2 separate regions of the Homo sapiens genome follow, and region 2 is linked to region 1. The links are chromatin contacts, found by Hi-C or POLR2A ChIA-PET in ENCODE. All regions are on one chromosome and are shown on one strand. The core of a region is the stretch at or near the end of the contact, and the rest is flanking DNA. Distances in the headings are between cores, read along the strand shown. Region 1 overlaps MTHFD1L (methylenetetrahydrofolate dehydrogenase (NADP+ dependent) 1 like). Region 2 overlaps MTHFD1L (methylenetetrahydrofolate dehydrogenase (NADP+ dependent) 1 like).

Region 1 (2,568 bases), core at 51-2,550:
ATAGCAAGACCTCGTCTCTACAAAATAATAAAAAATTATCTGGGTGTGGTGGTACACACCTGTATTCCTAGCTACTGGGGAGGCTGAGGCAGGAGGATCACTTGAGCCCAGGAGTTTGAGACCGCAGTGAGCTGTGATTGTGCCACTGCCCTCCAGCCTGGACAACAGAACTTTATGGCAATTACCGTAAAATGATTTCGAATGGTGATGTACTCTGTATAAATCAAGTATTAAACATATTATTAGTTTTATGTTCTAATTTGAACCAATGTTTGAGAAGTTTCATACTGTTCCATTGGCTCAAATTAGAATCATCCAGGGAGATTTTAAACATTACTGATCCCAGGTTCCCCTCCCAGAACTTCTGCTTTCATTGGTCTGGGTGGAGCCCAGGGATCAGTGTTTTCTAAAAGCTTCCCGCAGGAGTTTAGGTTTAGCCAGTGCTGCCAGCTACTGTTTTAAAAGCACAAAACATAGAGGTACATTTCTAAAAATTGAATGTGATTATGTTGTTCTTTCTTTCAGATCGGTTGTGTAAGCATTTTTATAGGATTATTCTTCATGTTTTCTCTCCTTATTTCAGGTAACGGCTGGTGTTCCTCTTAAGAAAGAATATACAGAGGAGGTAAGAGGAGCTGTTTAGATGCTTATGTGAAGAATCTCTTAAATCCAGTGACTCGTTGGCTTTCAGTGAATGAGCCCTCCTTCAGTGGCCTCTTAGAAAAGTGCTGTTCTGTCCGGGCGCAGTGACTCACACCTGTAATTTCAGCACTTTGGGAGGCCAAGGCGACCGGATCACATGAGGCCAGGAGTTCAAGACCAGCCAGGCAAAACCCATGGCCAACATGGCAAAACCTCATCTCTACTAAAAATACAAAAATTAGCTGGGCATGGTGGCTCACGCCTGTAGTCCCAGCATGAGAATCGCTTGAACCTGGGAGGCAGAGGTTGCAGTGAGCTGCGATCGCACCACTGTACTCCAGCCTGGACGACAGAGTGAGACTCTGTCTCAAAAAAAAGAAAAGAAAAGTGCCGTTCTAAGAATCCGAGAGGAAATGGATGGGATGAAAGGATAAAATTCATTCAGTTAACTCTTAAATATCAAGAAAAGATGGATATAGGCTTTGTCTACTATTGTGTACTCCCAGGGTAGCCATCAGAGCAGGAACTCAAGGTCTCCAGGTCAGAAACAAATATGAAGCTTACACTTCTGTATTCTTTTGTCATGGAAGGTCTATATACAGTTGGCTTTATGATTTACAGGAGTGGCTTACTCTTTTCTGTAAATAGACTTTGATTTGCTGGCAGCAGTACCTCTTAGCTCCTACAGGTGGCGCCAGGGATCTGAGCCAGGAATACCTGGTCAGAGCTCCTCACCCACCTGGGGCCTTGTGCCTGTCAGGCCTCAACCTGCAGAGCATGGGCGCATTGCATAGACCCTGCAGCCTGTCCTCAGCAGGGTGAGCTGCCAGGCTTCAGACCCACCCATATGCCATTGGATCCAGAATCATTTTAGAAATTATTTTGAAGACGAACCTCTTTATTCTTGCAGCCATCTTTCTTGGAGGAAAAAGTGAAAAAAGATGTAGCAAATCCTGCCAGAGAGGTGCTGGCAGTTTAGCTTGGCAGGTTTGGTGGGAGACAATACACAGGGGTCTGGGTTTTGCTTTTTTCTTTTTTACAGAACATCCAGCTGGTGGCAGACGGCTGCTGTAACCTCCAGAAGCAAATTCAGATCACTCAGCTCTTTGGGGTTCCCGTTGTGGTGGCTCTGAATGTCTTCAAGTAAGTCCAGCCTCCTCCTTTAAATGTGGGCATTATCACTAGGCCACCCTGTGAACGATATTTGTGTCTTGGGGTATTTGGTCTTTCTGTGCTTCATCTAAAAGTATACAGAAATACCCAGTTCTTTCTGTTTGTTTATTTGGTTTGGTTTCATTTTAGCAAATGTGTTCTCACAATGTTATTAAGGAAGTGAAATTTATATATAGTGAGTTACTATCTCCTTGGCTTTTTTTTTTTTTTTTTTTTTTAATTCTACCCAGCATTTTTGTCTGAAACAAACTGTGAATGATCAAAGGGATATGTTATGGAATTTTCTTGATAACACCCTTAACGACTTGAAATATTTGAGTCACTTTAGAGAGGACTTTTTTTTTCCATGCTTTAAGTCTGATTTATTTAAACACGATGTGACCACTTTTGATGTTTAAAATGTATTCAGTGTTAGGGAGCGAAGTTCTGTATAAATGGTGAGTCTTTCTTTGAAAACATAGCTAAATGGATACAGATGCAAAACCACAAACATTTTCTTCACTAGGACCGACACCCGCGCTGAGATTGACTTGGTGTGTGAGCTTGCAAAGCGGGCTGGTGCCTTTGATGCAGTCCCCTGCTATCACTGGTCCGTTGGTGGAAAAGGATCGGTGGACTTGGCTCGGGCTGTGAGAGAGGCTGCGAGTAAAAGAAGCCGATTCCAGTTCCTGTATGATGTTCAGGTAAGATCTAGTAAAAACAATGGCTCACATTTCTTACACCTTAGCATGGGTTGTCCCATTCTGTTGTCAC
Region 2 (2,568 bases), core at 21-2,520, 74 kb after region 1:
TCCATCCTCCTACCTGAGCCTCTCAAAGTGTCAGGATTACAGGCGTGAACCACCATGCCTGACCAAAAATACTTTCTGAGGGTCTAATATTGCCAGGCACCGTGTTAACAATTCAGAAAATACTCCTGCTTAATAAATAAAGACTTGAATTTTTTTAGTTACTTCATTGAAAAGAAAATCTTTTTATTTAAATTGTATCGTCAGCCAGGCGCAATTGCTCACCCCTATAATCCCAGCACTTTGGGAGGCCGAGGCAGACGAATCATTTGAGTCAGGAGTTCAAGACTAGTCTGGCCACCGTGGTGAAACCTTGTCTCTACCAAAAATACAAAAATTAGCCAGGCATGGCGGCGGGCACCTGTAATCCCAGCTATTTGGGAGGCTGAGACAGGAGAATTGCTTGAACCCACGAGGCGGAGGCTGCAGTGAGCTGAGATCACGCTGCTGCAGTCCAGCCTGGGCGACAGAGCCAGAGGCCATCTCAAAAATAAATAAATAAATAAATAAATAAATAAATAAATAAATAAATAATAAAATTGTGATGTAGTTAACTGGTATAATCTTTTCAGTTATTTTTAAATTTTTGAAACAACACGCTGTATATCAGCCATCCATCAGAGAAGGAAAGAAATATGTAGAAGGACTGTCTTCTGCTTCAGATCATGAACTGTAGGAACAAAATAGATATGTGTAAAAATGCTGCTCCTTTTCTGAACCAAAATAAAATTAGATTTTTGTTGTTGTGGTTGTTGTTGGAAAAGGTAGTAGATTTCAGGCAAAATCAGAAAATAAATTATTTCAGAAACACAACAAAACTAAGTACAACGATATTTTGGTTAAGAAAATTATGGTTAGAAATTATGATTCTATCACTTTATGAAACAGAATCTTTAATAATTTTTCAGCTTATACCAAGGATATTCTTTTATTTCTTAATGACTAGTTTTAAATATATGACTATTCTCTCTGTACAGATTTTTAATTAATGCTCATAAAGGCTATTGATAGAACTCATTCTTTCTCCAAAATGGAGTTAACCCGAAATGGGTAGAGATTCAGAAGCTTCATTGTAGTTAAAATTAGGGTCATGAAGGGCAAAAGCCCAGGTATTTCAGCCTTTGTAGAAGAATCCATTAATGCAGCATTACAAGTAAGTGTAATTTAGTGGCTCCTTAGTTATTTTAAGCAAGAGGCCTCCTTAAAGGGCACACAGATAAAGTCAACATAGATCTCCACTGACCCCAGGCGTGCGGCCAGAGGTCAACTCCCAACGGCTGTCTGGGCTCCTTTTTCCCTGCAGTGCTGTATGTCTGGGGGGGTGACAATCCTTTGATAACAGTTTTTTTTATTGGGAGAAAATTTGTGGGAATGCATAAGGTCTTGCTAACATAATTCCACATTATGCTTGCTCAACAGGAGAAGTTTTAGTTTAAATGTAGACTTATTGGAGATGGCTGTATATCTGCAGGTCAGGGAGTCTCGCGTCTGCAGATTCTTTGTGGTTTCTCGTCTGTCGTCGCTTATCCCAAATAAGTAGCTGCACTTCTTGGAAGAGATGATTGCGTCACTTGAAGGGGTCATGGGAGTCTACTGATTGAACTCATTTTTCTCCCATCTGAAAGAAAGAAAAGTTGAAACAAGAGGAAAGACATTTCACACTTTCTGGCATTTAATATTTCGGCTAGTTTTTGTTTGTTTGTTTCTTTTTTGAGACAGATTCTCTCTCTGTTGCCCAGGCTGGAGTGCATTGGTGCACTCTCGGCTCACTGCAACCTCTGCCTCCCGAGTTCAAACGATTCTCCTTCCTCGGCCTCCCAAGTAGCTAAAACGACGGGTGCTCATTACCACACCCAGCTAATTTTTTTTTTTTTTTTTTTGTATTTGTAGAAGAGACAGAGTTTCGCCATGTTGGCCAGGCTGACTTCAAGTGATCCGCCCGCCTCGGCCTCCCAAAATGCTGGGATTACAGGCATGAGCCACTGCGCCCGGCCTGGCCAGGTTTAGATCCTGGTTTTGTGAAAGAATCAGAATGACTAGAAGATTCATGTTCCGATCCACTGCAGCTAACAAATACAGCTCCAGGAACCGCACAAATCCTGCATCGCCTTTCATCAGCAGATAGTTAAAGGCGGAGAATTGGGTTTTCTTGTTTGTAAAGATAGTGCGTGTAAACAAGCATGCAGTAAATTATGTTATCTGCAGTAGAGTCTTCCATTGGTAGCTTTGGTCAGACGAGCTGAAATACACTGCCTTCAGGGTTCTTCTTGGTTTGTCACCGTGAGTAGAGATTTGAATTTACACTGCCTCATCTGTACTGAATTCTGCCCTTGCTGTGAATCATGTCACAGTCTCAGAAGCAGCAGCAGCCATAGAGTCCAGTGACATCCTTACCAGTAAGATACCTTTGACCTAGAGAGTTCATTTCAGGGGTGGGGCAGCATCAGTGTGGCTAAATGTGAATATTCATTTCTTTTTCTTAAACTATAAAATGCTTGTTCTTTTCCAAATCCATAGCTAGGCACAGATTATAGAGGCATCTTAAAAAGCCTTCTATAGCTGGGTGCAGTG

Evidence for each region. Hi-C counts contacts between places; a loop is a spot of excess contacts on that map. ChIA-PET counts read pairs that join two places held with the same protein, here RNA polymerase II (POLR2A). Pooled maps may share reads with other maps.
Region 2: a loop to region 1 is called in a map of K562, with 9 times the contacts of the local background. The contact joins two enhancer-like sites. A Hi-C loop is called at or near these places in 6 of 168 maps with a recorded cell type or tissue (Caco-2, K562, MCF 10A and 3 more) and 10 of 50 pooled maps. POLR2A ChIA-PET finds 5 or more read pairs at or near these places in 6 of 52 experiments (Caco-2, H1, Panc1 and 3 more).

Annotation. Positions count from the first base shown.
Region 1 is chr6:151,013,196-151,015,763 of GRCh38, forward strand. MTHFD1L (methylenetetrahydrofolate dehydrogenase (NADP+ dependent) 1 like) reads left to right here. Exons shown (of 28, transcript NM_015440.5): 22 at 584-625; 23 at 1,685-1,785; 24 at 2,321-2,498. Among named protein-coding and RNA genes, the nearest start is that of MIR12131, 88 kb to the right of the region's middle. Within about 2 kb of position 1,301, at least 6 of the 41 ENCODE cell types and tissues checked have a DNase peak (open chromatin) inside an H3K27ac peak, as active enhancers do.
Region 2 is chr6:151,086,766-151,089,333 of GRCh38, forward strand. The region is part of intron 26 of MTHFD1L (methylenetetrahydrofolate dehydrogenase (NADP+ dependent) 1 like); the gene reads left to right. LOC124901432 (a long non-coding RNA gene) reads right to left here. Exons shown (of 4, transcript XR_007059813.1): 4 at 1,329-1,615. Among named protein-coding and RNA genes, the nearest start is that of MIR12131, 15 kb to the right of the region's middle. Within about 2 kb of position 1,271, at least 4 of the 41 ENCODE cell types and tissues checked have a DNase peak (open chromatin) inside an H3K27ac peak, as active enhancers do.